Linked DNA regions of Homo sapiens: regions 1 and 2 are each linked to region 3. The links are chromatin contacts, found by Hi-C or POLR2A ChIA-PET in ENCODE. All regions are on one chromosome and are shown on one strand. Each heading gives the region's core, a stretch centred on a gene start or an enhancer-like site at or near the end of the contact. The rest is flanking DNA. Distances are from core to core; before and after follow the strand shown.

Region 1 (4,560 bases), core at 881-3,380, 39 kb before region 3:
AGGCCTCAGGTGTCTCAGGACCTACAGGGACCTGAGGCAGAAAGTATGGAAAGGCCTCTCTGAATAGATGGGGAACTGGAGGACCGTGTGTGTCAGGAATACTTTCACAAAGGCCAAATCCCAGGAGCCTCCCAGGCAGCAGCAGGCAAGGTGGCTGCCCAGAGATGTCCAGTGGTCTCTCCTCCAGCCACACTCCACCTGCTCCTGGAGCTTCTGGGGCCAGCTGGGTGACTCAGATTCTGCCCAGGCATCTTGGATTCTGTCCGGCCATCTTCCCCTCACCTGGGCAACTCCTTGCCACCCTTGCTGTGGGTGCAGCAGAACCAAGGTCCAGGGCTCACCACTTCATAAACACACTCACGTTTCTTTCCTTCCTTCCCTCCCTCCTTCCTTCCTTCCTTTCCTTCCTTCCTTCCTTCTTTTCTTTTTCTTTTTTTTGAGACGGAGTCTCGCTCTATCACCCATGCTGGAGTGCAGTGGTGCTATCTTGGCTCACTGCAACCTCTGTCTCCCGGGTTCAAGCAATTCTCCTGCCTCAGACTCCCAAGTAGCTGGGATTACAGGCGCCCACTACCGCGCCCGGCTGATTTTTGTATTTTTAGTAGAGACGGGGTTTTGACATGTTGGCCAGGCTGGTCTCGAACTCGTGACCTCAGGCGATCCGCCCCCCCCACTCGGCCTCCCAAAGTGCTGAGATTACAGGCATGAGCCACCGCGCCGGGCCACACTCACATTTTCTAATAAGACCTTCACACTAACCCTGAAAGGTGTGGAGGGCATGGAAACATCACCCACATTTTTCAAAACAAAGACCCAGGTGGTTATGTGATTGTCCCAAGATTGTACACCTCCTCAATGACAGAGTCGGCATTTGAAGGGGGTCTGAGCTCTTCCAAGCCATCTCCTACACTCACCAGCACAGGTTCCTGAAAGGCTGCCTTCCCGGCTGTCCGGCCCTCTCCACTCTTGATGCCAGCGATCACTTCGTTATCGCTGGGGGTGGGAGCTGATGCCAGGCCAGCGGATAGGCTGAGGGCAGGGCTCCTGCAGGTCTGCCCTGGGTCACCTGGCTTCCTGCCCCTTTCACTAGAGCTCTCAGGGCCACAGAACTCCGACCTCAACCTCCCGTCTTCAACTCCGGGAGAAGATGGCTGCACAGCCAAGTAGGGCGCCCTCCCGCCCTCCCGCCCCGACAGCCCCACACAGGTCTGCCTCCCCCTGGACCTGCAGCTGACAGCTGGTGGCTCTTCCCCGCCTCTCCTTTCATGCAGTTGCTCCCGGAGTAGGAGCCCATCGGAGCTCAGCACCACCCAGCGTCGCAACCGCCCTCCCGCTGGCTCACCTGGGGAGGTCGGGCTTGGCAACCTGTGGCCGGCCACCCCTGACAGTGCCCCGGAGCCCCCGGCCCATCTTGGGGTTCCTGTGGGGGCAGCGAGGTGGAGGCGTCCCAACTGAGTGGGTCCCGGATGGTGAGCGGGCCCGGAAATCGGGCCAGAGAGGGGGCACCCCGAGCAGGAGCCCAACAGCCCCGACCCCAGTTCCAGCCCCTTGCCGCTGCTGCGCCCTCGCGTACTCTCAGCCTGGGGAATAACAACAGCAACCACTTCTCCCGTACCCACCGGGCCGGCACCAGCCCTCCTTCCCAAAACAGCTGGTACTGCGCCAAGCGGCAGAGGCTCCGAGTGCCCTGCGCGCCCAGGCCGGTCCAGGCAGCGGCTCCGAGTGCCCCGCGCGCCCAGGACGGTCCAGGTGCGGGGAGGCCGGCTCAGGCGCTCGCCCTTGCCCTCTCAGGGGCTCGCCCCGGGCCGCCGTCCCTACCGCCCCCAACGGAGCCCCGTCCTTCCCCGCGCTCGAGACGGCCCCACTTTGCAGGACGCCGCCTCCGGTCTGCACGTCGGAAAGTTGGGAGCGGCGGGGAGCCACGAGGGTGTCCCCACCCACCGGGTGCCCAGGGGACGGCCCGGGGCGCAGCAGCCAGCGCGGGCTGTGCTCCTCCCCACCCGCGCAGGGCGCCGGGAGCCCGACCGCAAGTCCCGGACGCCGGCTCTCACCTTGAAGAAGCTCCGGAGGAAGTGCACGACGCTGAGCATGGTGGCCGCCGGGACGCCCGGAGCCCGGCCGCAGCACTACGAGCCGCGCCGCCGAGCCGGCTCCACCGACGCCACCCCGCGCCCCGCCCTAGGGTCCGCCCCCGCGCCCTCGCCCGGACGCTCCGCCCCCGCAAACCTGGCCACTGGAGGCACGTGAGGTCCAGGCTCCTGCCCTGCCCGCCCCTGGGCTTTGGTCACCCGCGGGACTGGGCACGCACAGGCACACAGCAGAGCCGTCCACAGACCCGGCCCAGGGGCCGCCGGGATCATCCCGCCCAGTCGAGCTCTTGGGCCCCCTTGAAGCCTAGGAGTGTTTTCTCAGAGAGAAAGCAGCACGCTTCTTGCGCATTTGCACATCTCCAACGCAGCGCTTCGGCCTGTCCTCCGCACTGGAGACTCAGGTGCCTCCGCCCTCCTGAGAGCAGGGGCGGCCTCTCTGCTGAGAGTTCTGATTGTCAAGCTCCCAGAACTTTCAGAGTTCAGTCCGCCCAGCGTTCTTGTTTACCAGTTGAGGAAACGGAGGCCCAGGGAGGCTGTGCAGCGCGCCGGCACTCACACACCTGGTGGGGACAAATGTGGACTAGGATATCTGGGACCGAAGTCTTGGCCTCCAGCTCCCTCTTGCCTCCCACTTACCTTTCCAGGTATGTCCTGCAGATAGGATGTAAGTGAATGGTCACACCCGTAACCATTAAGGAGCGCAGCTTTCTGCTAAGGGGCAAAGGGAAGTCCTCGCTGCTTTCTTTGCAGGGGTTTAAGGAGACAGGGCCTGCCAGGAAACACTCTAACCAGCCCTAGGACCGCACTATTTTAAATCAGAAGAAAAAAACTGAGTATAATAAAATAATAATGAATCTAGCCTGGAGTATATTCATCTTTATATGAATGCAGTTGTAAACTCTAATTTTAACTATTTTATTTTATGCAGGAAGAGGCCCACGAAAGCTAAGACCCCAAGGCCCATGTGCACCATACTGCAGCCCTGCTCTGTCCACCATTTCTGAGATCGGCGCCCCACAGAGGGAGAGCATCTGCCCAGACTGGCTTTTTGCACCCCTGCTCAAGCCTGCACCCTCGTCCAAGTCCTAGCCCCACTGAACGCTATGCCTGGTCAGCAGTGCGTGTCAGGGGTGCCTGGCAGAGTGTGCATTTTCCGTACACCCAACCTGTCTCTGCCTCTCCCCAGGCCCTCACAGCAACCAGGCCAGGCGAGAAGCTTGGGAGATAGATACTCAGAGGAGGCACTGTGGGGCCATCTGAAGATCCTGCGTCCCCTGTCACAGCCTTTATGTCACTCAGGGTCCATGACTGTGCTAGAAGCATGTCCCTGAGGCCCATGGTGGTGGGAGGAGGGTGTGGGATTCGGATCTGGGCACCTGGCTGTGCTGCACACCAGTTGTGTAATCATGATCATCTGCTCTAAACACGTATCTTTAACATTCGAGAGGAATGACCGCCTGGTGGGGTTGCCATGGAGAGTACGTGAGAAATTAAACCTCACAGGTGCTTAGCAAAAGTTAATTCGCTCTTCTCTGAAGGCTTAAAGTGCTAATCCCCTGGCGAGGGGGGAGGTCCAGTGAAAATACACAACCCCTGGCCACAGGTTCCATTGTTGTCTGGACTCCTCTGACCAGTGGACAGCCCTGGACCTGGGTTCTCAGACCTGAGTCAGAACCACGTGGAGGACACCATAGAGCTTAGGCTGCTGCCCCTCACCGCTGCCCCCCTCTCACAGGATCTGGGGTGGGGCCTGGGAATTTGCATTTTAACATGTTTCCAAGTGACCCTGAAGCTGCTGGCCCTGGGACCACACTTAGAGAACCCCTGGTTCAGGCTATGGGGCCTGGGCCAGGCTCGCCGTCTAGCAGAGGATCAGACCCCAGGTTGGAGCATAACCGTCATGATGGCTCCATTCATCAGGCACCTGCTGTGTCCCCGCACGCCCAGATCCCTGCCACAGCGCAGCCTCCCTAGAGAAGTGACATCCAATGCTCGAGGGGAAATAAATCAAAGGTAGTTTATGTCTGTCTTTTCCTTCTGGTGAACATGGTTTTAGGAGGACTTGACTGCACTGTGGTGTGCTCTCTCTTTTGCCGTTATTAAAAATAAGAAAGGCAGGCCTGTTTGAGTCGCTGAAGGATTTGTACAATAGAGTTTCTAGTCAGTGGAGCGTCCCATGTTTAAATATGACCCCGACTTCCTGTCTGTCACATATGGCAATTAAACAGGTTCAGCAGCATAGGGGAGTGAAGTGAGTGGTAGGACAGAAAACATCGCAGCAGATTCCAAGTGGCAGAGAGAGCGTGGGCACGGGGTGGACCGATGGAACTTACAGGGGCTTGTGCTTTCCTCGCTGGGCAGCCTGGGCCACTTGCTTTACTTCTCTGGCCCAGAGACCACAGGCTTACATATAGACAGACCTACACTACCAGCTGGGGCCTGAGTCACAAAAGACAGAAACTTCCCCTGG
Region 2 (4,773 bases), core at 1,691-4,190, 42 kb after region 3:
CATTTTCTTCTCTCCTTCCTTCCTTCCTTCTTTCCTTCCTTCCCTCCCTCCTTCTTTCTTTCTCCTTCCTTCCTTCCTTCCTTTCCTTTCTCTCTCTCTCTCTTTCCTTCTTTCCTTCTTTCTTTTCTCCCTCTGTTGCCCAGGCTTGAGTGCAGTGGTGTGATCAAGGCTCACTGCAACCTCCGTCTCCTGGGTTCAAGCGATTCCCCTGCTTCAGCCTCCTGAATAGCTGGGACTACAGGCACGCACCACCACGCCCAGTTAATTTTTTTTTTCTTAATTTTAGTAGAGATGGGGTTTCATCATGTTGGCCAGGATGGTGGGTTTTTTGTTTTGTTTTGTTTTTTTGATGGAATCTCGCTCTGTCGCCCAGGCTGGAGTGCAGTGGCGTGATCTTGGCTCACTGCAAGCTCCACCTCGCGGGTTCACACCATTCTCCTGCCTCAGCCTCCTGAGTAGCTGGGACTACAGGCACCCGCCACCATGCCCGGCTAATTTTTTTTGTACTTTTAGTAGAGACGGGGTTTCACCGTGTTAGCCAGGATGGTCTTGATCTCTTGACCTTGTGATCCTCCCACCTAGGCCTCCCAAAGTACCAGGATTACAGGCGTAAGCCACCGCTCCCGGCCTATGTGCATCATTTTTTAAGACAGCATTGACACCAGGACCCTGGGCTGAGTCTTTCATCTCTAAGACGAACTTGCAAGTTCCATGGGAACAGGGACCACACAATGTATTTACTTAATTAATTCTGTTACAGGGATGTGATATTTAAACCAAACTTAAAAGACAGAAGAGGACAGCCAGGCAAAAGACATTGGACACATATTCCAGGCAGAGAGAACACCCTTCAGAAAGGCCCCGAGGAGCAAGAGAAGTAGAATATTTAAGGATCTGAAAGCAGCTCAAGTGACCAGAGCAGCAAGCCAGAGGGATGAGGCCTGGAGATGGGCTGTACACACCACACCCGGCCTGAGGTCTCAGCGAGGGCCGTGCTTTTATCTGCAAGCCACAGGGAGCCAACCTTCCAGGGCAAGTGACGGGCCAATTCTCACTTTCAAAGATGCAGGTGAAAATGGACAGCGGAGACACAGAGGCGAGTTAGGAGCCCAAGCAGGGTTTAGGGGAGAGAAGGTGGTGGCAGAGACTCCTCTGTCTGTGCACCTCCCATCACAGTGTTTTACACGGCACACACAGACATGGATTTATTGCAAATTGGGCAAATGAAGTTATTCTACTGGTTGCTTTTCTACATGACCAACTCAGGCTTAGCTGCCCAGCTTTTTCTTTTTCCTTTGAGAAGGTAATTCCGTGGCTTTTTTTTTCCTTTCTTAACCTGAAAGTGTCCCGGTGTTTGATTTCATGGAGCAAAATAAAAACCCTGGAGGAATACACATGCCACAGAAACGCCTTGAGACAAAAAAACGTTTGGCTAATAGTTTTGGTATTTTCTATGCCTTCCCCGGTATGCAGGAAAGTCACAGCAGTGTGATACAAAGGAGTGTATGGTGATAAAAAAGCGCAGGCCCAGGGACCTCTGGAAACTGGGCTGGCGGTAGAGCTATGGGGCAATAGCGTTCTCAGTAGTAGGCTGCCTTGTCATGGGAGGGCTGGAGTGAGGGCCACTGTGCGGAGGGAAAGCGACCGTGCTCTGGGGTGGGGGTGGGAATGGGGAATAAAACAGAAATAGAATCTGCGGTGAGAGCACCACCAAGCCACCCAACCCCCACACTGGGGAGACAAAGGGCCCTCTGGGGAGGGAAGGTCCTGGCCCACCTCCTTGGAGGGCGCCTCTGGGCGGTCCTGGCCTGCCCAGGGGCAAGGAGATGGGCCTCACAGCGATATTGGCTCTCCCTCAGCTCCTGCATCCGCCGGCGGAGGGTTTCTCCGCTTCCCTAGCCCAGACCTAAAAGGGTCACCGCTCCCAGGCCCCTGACTGCGCCGGGAACCGCTGGGTGGAGGGTGTCGACCCTGCTTCCTGCCCTCAGCCCGTCCATCGCGCCAGAGAATGCACCAAATTCCCCAATCCTTGCCCTCCCCGGGGGTCCACATCCGCGGGGCAGGACCAACGCAGCCTCTCGGGGCCTTGGCGACTTACCGCTGGGGGCCCGCAGTGCAGCAGGGCGCGGCCGCGACAGGCTCGGGCACCGCGTCGGAGCGCGAGCCGCGCTCAGCACCACGGTCAGCTCCCGGCGCCGCGCGCCGCGGCCGGGAGGGGGAGGCCCGGCGCCCGCACCCACCCACCGCGGCTCCAGGGGCCCCGCGGGGTCGGGCAGGCGAGGGTTAAGCCGCCAGAGGCCAGCGGGAGGGGCGGGCCGGCGCTGGCGCGCAGGGGTGGCGAGGGGGCGCGCCGGCCGCGGTGGGGGCTGCTCCGCCAGGCTGCCGCCTCCCTGCGCCGCCGCTCGGGCCGCGCTCGAGCCGGCTTTGTCTGTTCGTATCGCCCCGTCTCTGTTTCTGGGTGTCTCTGCCTCCCACCCGGTTGCGGCTGCGCCTCCCTCAGGTGCAGTCGTCTCCCCTCGCCCCCGTGCGCACGGCGCCCCCGCCGCTGTCCCCTCTTCCGGGAGCGCACAGGTGTGGGAGCCCCTCCCCCTCAGCCCAGAGAGCCAGCCCAGCCCTGCCGACCGCAGCACTCTCGGAAGGGCTCGGCCACCCGGAGCCTCGTCACGAGTCTTACCCAGGGTTCGGAGCGGGCCTGCAAGAAGGGGCAGGCCAGGCTGGGGCTGCAAGGCAGGGTCTTCCCTTGGAGAAGGGACCTGACTCTATTATTAAGAGAACGAAAGAGGCACTTGCCCTACAGGTACTCACTGTGTGGGGTCTACTGGTGCTGTGCTCTGCCGCAGTCTTGAGGGAGGAGCAGAAATGCTGTGGGGACTCTGTCTCCGCAGAACTGAGGACGAGGGGTCTGCACGCGTGGTTCAGTGCCTGGGGCTGGGGTGGATTAAGTAACTCCAGGAAGGCTCAGGCAGCAGTGCCAGTAGTGTGGGGCGGGGTTGTGGGGAGGAGGGGGGAGCGGGAGCGCACAGTCGGTGCTGGGGAGAGGCTGATGCCAACAGGAGGCTCTCGGCCGTGGTGTGCCCAGGCGGGGCAGGACGGGAGGATGCAGGAGTCCCGGGTCCACGCTGAGGCTAAGGCTGAAGGGAAGGCAGAGCTCAGGTGGATGACGGAGGCCAGGCCTTTCCCTGAGCTTGGTGGGCTCCCTCCCGGTCACCTTGTCTGAGAACCCAGGACACAGAGTCCCCTTGCTTTGGACTGGTTTGGTTTGTCATTCCCCTTGACATCGCCTCGCCCCAGAGACAAGAGGCCCCTTCATCCTCCAGCCAAGACCTTCCCCACCCTTGGGTGACCTACCCTCTTGCATTTTTTAGATTTGAGCCCTCTTTCTATGCAGCGACTAACTCAACGTGACCCCAGAGGCCCCCTCGCCCATGTTGCTGGTAGTCTTGACCTTTTTTGGCAGATCCTGGCTGTGGGAGTTCCCTGTCTTTCTCTTAGGTAGGACAGAAGGCAGTTTCTGCCTCGTTGCCACATACACCCCAAGTCAGGGGTAGGACTCCCGCAGACCCCACAGTCCTCCTCTTGTTAAAATTAGTAAGCATTAGCCTTCCTTATTAGGCTCTCCCCGCTTTTGCATTTAAGGATTTTTTAATGTGTCTTATAAAATCATGTAATTGTGAGGATAATTACAGATTCAGCTTCTTCCAGTGAGTGACAATTGCTCATTTTCGATGCTCACATGGTCATCGTTCGGCCACTGCAAACTGTTCCAACCCTTCTACTTTGTCATTTCAGACAGTTTTCAAACACCCCTAACTTTTGGGTAACATGAAAATATATATTTCAAATTTTTTATTTCCCCAAGATGTGGGATCAGGTCTTCCCCAGGGACTCCTGGAAAAATCTTTTACACTAGGCTACCCAGTTCAGATACCACTGAATGATTTTTCTTAAATATTATTCTAATGTGAACTTACATTTTATTTTTACAATACACTGACTTACACGCCTGTAATCCCAGCACTTTGGGAGGTCCAGACGGGCGGATCACAAGGTCAGGAGATCAAGACCATCCTGGCTAACATGGCAAAACCCCCTCTCTACTAAAAGTACAAAAAAAATTAGCCAGGCATGGTGGTGGGCGCCTGTAGTCCCAGCTACTCAGGAGGCTGAGGCAGGAGAATGGCGTGAACCCAGGAGGTGGAGCTTGCAGTGAGCCGAGATTGTGCCACTGCACTCCAGCCTGGGTGACAGAGCGAGACTCTGTCTCAAAAAAAAAAAAAAAACAAACAAAAAAACACACACAAAACACTGACTTAGATTTCTCATCTGTGTTTTTGAGCAGTGGCTGTAAACCTTTTCTTTCCTGGAACTAGCTTTCTGGTCACTTGGTTGTCCCCAGGGTCTCAGACCTTCTGGCCACACCACCCCTTGCTTTCTTGGCAGGCCAAAGAGTTGACTGTGGGCACAAATGAGTCGGCCATCCACTGTGCCAGTCACGTCAGCTGCATTTGTGGGGTACCATCAGACCTACTGCTTTGAGCTGTTTCTTTTTCTTTTAAAATTTTCAATATTTAAAAACTTTTTTATTTCATATTTCCAAACAGTGAACAGTTGGTTTCTTTTTCTTAAAAAAATTTTTATCTTATTTTTTGAGATGGAGTTTCACTCTTCTTGCCCAGGCTGGAGTTCAATGGTGTGATCTTGGCTCACTGCAACCTCCACCTCCCGGGTTCAAGTGATTCTCCTGCCTCAGCCTCCTGAGTAGCTGGGATTACA
Region 3 (4,459 bases), core at 748-3,247:
TCCTCTCCCAATCAATACCCTCACTTTAATAGTAGACATCCTGGGAGGCTGGGAGTTCAGCTTTTGCTGTAATTCAGCCAGTCACATGGTGAGGACTTGTGTTTGATTTTCAGCAGTTTCAACCCTGTGGCTACAGAGGGTCATCCCTCATGGTGGCCCTGACAGGGCGTGGGGGAGAGAGGCTAGGGCATCTGTGGTCTTCTTTTGGGAGATATGGGGCTCACCCTCTGCACTTTGCCTAAGCTGCATCCCACACTTTCTGGGCAACCTCCTATGTCTCAACTCCTGGCCCTGCTGTGCCCCCAGAAGGCTCCTCTTGACAGGCCACCCTCTTAGGCAGGGTCCTTTTGGGATGACTCACACCTGATACCTTGAGGACCAGCATCACTTGCAACCTTGTCTGTCCACACGGTGCACCTGAAGCGTCTCCACTGCCAGCCCTCTTCCCAGCTTTTCCAGCAACGGATGTCCATAGCCTGCCCTCCTACCCAGGAGTGGTGTCCATCTCTGTCTCAGGGATGCTACTGGTCTGTTTGCTCACAGCAGGGATGGGCCTGCGAGTGCCGGCGCTGAGCAGGCAGCCTGCAGCCCTGAGCCGGCTCCCACTTCAGGGCCATAGAGGGCGGGGAAGGGGGCAGGGCCTGGCAGAGGCTGGAGATGCTTGGATGGGGGCCAACAGCAGGGGGATGGGGGAAGGCAGCGCCTAGCAGCTATCCTTGAAATGAGTGTTTTCGCAGCCAAAGCTCAGGTGTAGGCCCACTCCCCCATGCCACGGCCTTTTGAACATGTGGAACCAGGACTCGGAACGTCCTGTTTTAAAGTGGGAGGTGGGCTGTCACTGGCAGGCGAGAGCTGCCGCCGCGCCTCTGCGAGGCTCCCCATTCCTGCGACCCTATCACATGTGGAAGGTGGGTGGGAGGGTGGTGGCGCGGTTGATCTGATCTCTGTCCCAAATAAGGCTCTTGAGGAGGACGCAGGGCACTTCCAGGGCGAGGGTGCCGCTGGGCTCTGACAAGCCCTTTGGGGACTCGTGGAGTCGTGGGAATGCCAGCTGACTCAGCGAGGGCGGCCTTGGCCACAGCAAGGTACCCTTCCCTACTTTCTGTCTTTCGTGGTGAGGCGATTTTAAAAACGCAGTCTGAGCAGCCCTTGCCATTGTCCTGCTGTGTACCCAGCACTTAGTGTGTCAGCTGGTCCGTGTGGACGGCCCAGTCCCTCCAGTGGCATCCCTACCGGTGACCCCTCCTGCCTGCACCATCGTTCCAAGTCTCAGGGCCGGCGCACAGGCGGGGCGCGGGGCTCTTGGCGCCCCTGCGCTCGGAACGGCTGCTTCCGGGCTGGGTGGCTGCTGTCGCCCAACACGCGGCCTCCGCAGAACAGTGGGCTGAGGTCGGTCCAGGACGGCGGTCCCAGCCCTAGGACCGGCGTACAGTAGAGGGCCCGGCAAAGGCCTCGGCCCAGCGGGGAAGTCGCGCCCTCCTGCGGCGCTGACGGGGACAGCAGGGCTCTCGGGCCGTCCTCTGGCTGTGCCCCGCCCCGGGGGACGCTGGGCGGACTGCGGGGCGTGCCCGGGGGCGCTGCAGTGTGTGCGGACTCGCAGTGGGTGCTCACTGTCGGCCAGAGCCAAGGCGTTCGGCCGCCTCGGCCTGAGGAATGAAGGCGCCTTGTGTCGCTTTAGCAGGCAGCAGTGACCCGTGGCGCGTCCCCGGGGACCCGACTGCGGGGCCAGTGGTGCGAAGCCAGTCCTGTGCCCGGGCCTGGTCCTCCCAGCCTCTAGGAAAGCGGATCTCGCTCTCGGTGAGATGAAACGGCCCAGGAGAGAGGCCCCGTCCCTGGCAGGCGGGTGTCCGCGGCAGCGCGAGCCATTCGCGCGGTCAGCCGGGGCGTCTTCCGGATGCGAGGCCCGCGGAGCTCGTGGGAGGTGCTGGCGCCCTGTGTGGCCCGCCCTGCGCTCCCGGCTGCGGGTTCCGAGACTGAGCCGCCGGGAGCCTCCGGAGAGACAGCTCCGCGCGCCCCCTGCTGGCAGGAGGGAGTCGCTCTATGCTGGGCCGGAGAGCAGGGTCCTCCACGCGGCAGGGGGACTGCGCTAAGAAGTCAGGCCCCGCCCCGTGGCTGGGTTTCAGGGCCACAGGCAGCAAGAGACCCACTTCTATCCACCCTGCCCGGCTTATGTAGCACGAAGAGGGCTCTGAAGAAGCAGCCTCTTACTGACATTCTACACACCCTTATGAAAAGCCCCCAAAGAGGCCCCGCGCGGTGGCTCAAGCCCGTAATCCAAGCACTTTGGGAGGCTGAGGCAGGCAGATCACCTGAGGTCAGGAGTTCGAGACCAGCCTGGCCAACATGGTGAAACCCCGTCTCTACTAAAAATACGAAAATTTGCTGGGTGTGGTGGCGTGCGCCTGTAATCCCAGCTACTCCGGAGGCTGAGACAGGAGAATCGCGTGAACTCGGGAGGCGGAGGTTGCAGTGAGCCGAGATCGAGCCACTGCACTCCAGCCTGGGCGACAAGAGCAAAACTCTGTCTGGAAAAAGGAAAAAGAAAGAAAAAGCCCCCAGAGTCGGGTCTAGCCAGGGTCCCCAGCAGACAGTTAATCAATGAAAATGGGCCAAGTGCAGTGGCTCACGCCTGTAATCCCAGCACTTTGGGAGGCCGAGACGGGAGGGTCACGAGGTCAGGAAATCGAGACCATCCTGGCTAACATGGTGAAACCCCGTTTCTACTAAAAAATACAAAAAAATTAGCCGGGCGTGGTGGCGGGCGCCTGTAGTCCCAGCTACTCGGAAGGCTGAGGCAGGAGAATGGCGTGAACCCGGGAGGCGGAGCTTACAGTGAGCCAAGATAGTGCCATTGCACTCCAGCCTGGGTGACAGAGCGAGACTCCGTCTCAAAAAAAAAAAAAAAAAAAAAAAAAGAAAGAAAAAAAGAAAAGAAAGAAAGAAAACGCATGGCTCTCAGGGCCCTGGAGGCTGGAAGGGTCTATTTCCCATGCATGACTCCCTTGTAAGAGGATACAGGGCCCTGCAGAGCTCAGGAATGCAGAGTGGGAGGGGGACAGAGGCAAGCACACCTGCAGAGGTGACAGAGGAGAAGGCTGTGGAAGGCCGAGGGCTTTGAGTGGTCTGGCAGCCACAGTCAGCAGGAAGTGGCCTGGGGCTTTGCACCCTGCAGCCTGGCTCTCCCCACGCTCTGGGGTGGGACTGCAATGGTGTTGAGTCACTGCATACAGCCTCTGTCATATATTCTTCTGGTGCTTTTGTTAAGTGTGAGAACCACTGGCCTACACAATGGAGAGATGGGCCTGGGCCCTGGAGGGAAGGACTTGGAAGAAAGGGTAGACCAATTCAGAGACTGAGGGAATGGGAGCCAGCGGAGGTTCCAGCAGGACATGCTGCAGGAATCGATGGGCCATCTCTATGGGGAACTGCTCTTCTAGCAGTCCTCCTTCCTTTCATCTGGATGTGGGGCTTACACTGTTCCCACCCATGCCCATGAGCTGTCACACTTCTGGAGAGCAGGGACAGGTGGGACCGGCTGGCTGCATAGGATGGGGCCTGGGTTATCACAAATGGTCCCAGTATGTGAGGCTTTGCACAAATTTTGTAGCTGGTTCTGTGGACTCATCTTGTTCAGCTCATGTTTGTTGTGGGGTTATCAGCAGGTCCCAGTTTGCCTGGGATTTCCCAATTTTAGCCCTGTAAGTCCTTCATCTGGATAAACTTCTCAGTCCTGGGCAGCTGATTTGGTGACCCTAGCCCCCTGCTCAGAGAAGGAAGGAGGGCATGCTGTCATAGACACTTGGCCCCATGGCACACTTGCTCTGTCCCTTGGCCTGTAGGTTACTCCTGGGTGGCTCTGACCACACTGTCTTTCCCGAATCTCTCCTGCTGTCAGGAAACCCTGCCATTCACCTCCTGGTCAGTTTATAGCACCCAGAGGCCTCTTGGAGCTGTTGTCCTCACACTGAATCAATGACCCAACAGGAAGTGTAACCAGCCACAGTCAGATGAGCCAGCAGTCAGGCTGTTCTGAGATGGCCCCTGGCTGCTAAGCAGGCAAGGACAGGGAGTTGCTGGGTTGAGGATAGCCTGACCGTGGGGCTCCCAGTGCAGTGGGAGGCAGAGCTGCCAGACCACACAAGCCAGTGGTTCTCTTCCACACTGTGGGGTTTGAGCCCTCCTAAAATGAAAATGCCCTAGCAAGAAAAACTTAGAATATGTATTTTCAAAATTTCACTTATAATAGCAATGAAATACATAAGGTTTCTATGAATAAAAAGTAAAATGGATGCAGTCCTTCATAGAGAAAATGGCAAAACTGAAAAGAAAGCCATTAAAGAAAGTTTATATAAATGGAGCAATATATGTGAAAAAATGTCAATTATCTTCAAATTCATGCACTTTCCTGCAATTCTACTAAAATCTGAGCAGCTTTTAGGGGGAGACTTGTCAAACTGAT

The links. A loop is a pair of places that touch in the nucleus more often than their neighbours do. ChIA-PET counts read pairs that join two places held with the same protein, here RNA polymerase II (POLR2A). Pooled maps may share reads with other maps.
Region 1: a map of mammary epithelial cell shows a loop between it and region 3 (6-fold over the local background). The contact joins the promoter of ARHGEF4 here to the enhancer-like site in region 3. A Hi-C loop is called at or near these places in 16 of 168 maps with a recorded cell type or tissue (B cell, CD4-positive, alpha-beta T cell, CD4-positive, alpha-beta memory T cell and 11 more), 23 of 37 single-sample maps with no recorded cell type and 24 of 50 pooled maps. POLR2A ChIA-PET finds 5 or more read pairs at or near these places in 12 of 52 experiments (A549, CD4-positive, alpha-beta T cell, CD4-positive, alpha-beta memory T cell and 8 more).
Region 2: a loop to region 3 is called in a map with no recorded cell type, with 5 times the contacts of the local background. The contact joins the promoter of AMER3 here to the enhancer-like site in region 3. A Hi-C loop is called at or near these places in 1 of 37 single-sample maps with no recorded cell type and 1 of 50 pooled maps.

The regions. Positions count from the first base shown.
Region 1 is chr2:130,834,484-130,839,043 of GRCh38, reverse strand. It overlaps ARHGEF4 (Rho guanine nucleotide exchange factor 4), which reads right to left and starts at 2,130. Exons shown (of 14, transcript NM_001367493.1): 1 at 2,052-2,130. The coding sequence starts at 2,090. It overlaps ARHGEF4-AS1 (ARHGEF4 antisense RNA 1), which reads left to right and starts at 2,050. Exons shown (of 2, transcript NR_186036.1): 1 at 2,050-2,734.
Region 2 is chr2:130,753,707-130,758,479 of GRCh38, reverse strand. It overlaps AMER3 (APC membrane recruitment protein 3), which reads right to left and starts at 2,940. Exons shown (of 2, transcript NM_152698.3): 1 at 2,806-2,940. It overlaps LOC124907890 (a long non-coding RNA gene), which reads left to right and starts at 2,598. Exons shown (of 2, transcript XR_007087239.1): 1 at 2,598-2,797. RefSeq lists enhancers at 1,283-1,786, 2,665-3,164.
Region 3 is chr2:130,795,174-130,799,632 of GRCh38, reverse strand. No RefSeq gene overlaps it. Among named protein-coding and RNA genes, the nearest start is that of ARHGEF4, 40 kb to the left of the region's middle. RefSeq lists silencers at 1,379-1,628, 1,939-2,088. Within about 2 kb of position 1,997, at least 36 of the 41 ENCODE cell types and tissues checked have a DNase peak (open chromatin) inside an H3K27ac peak, as active enhancers do; they include B cell, CD8-positive, alpha-beta T cell, GM12878 and 5 more, where a contact is called at or near this core.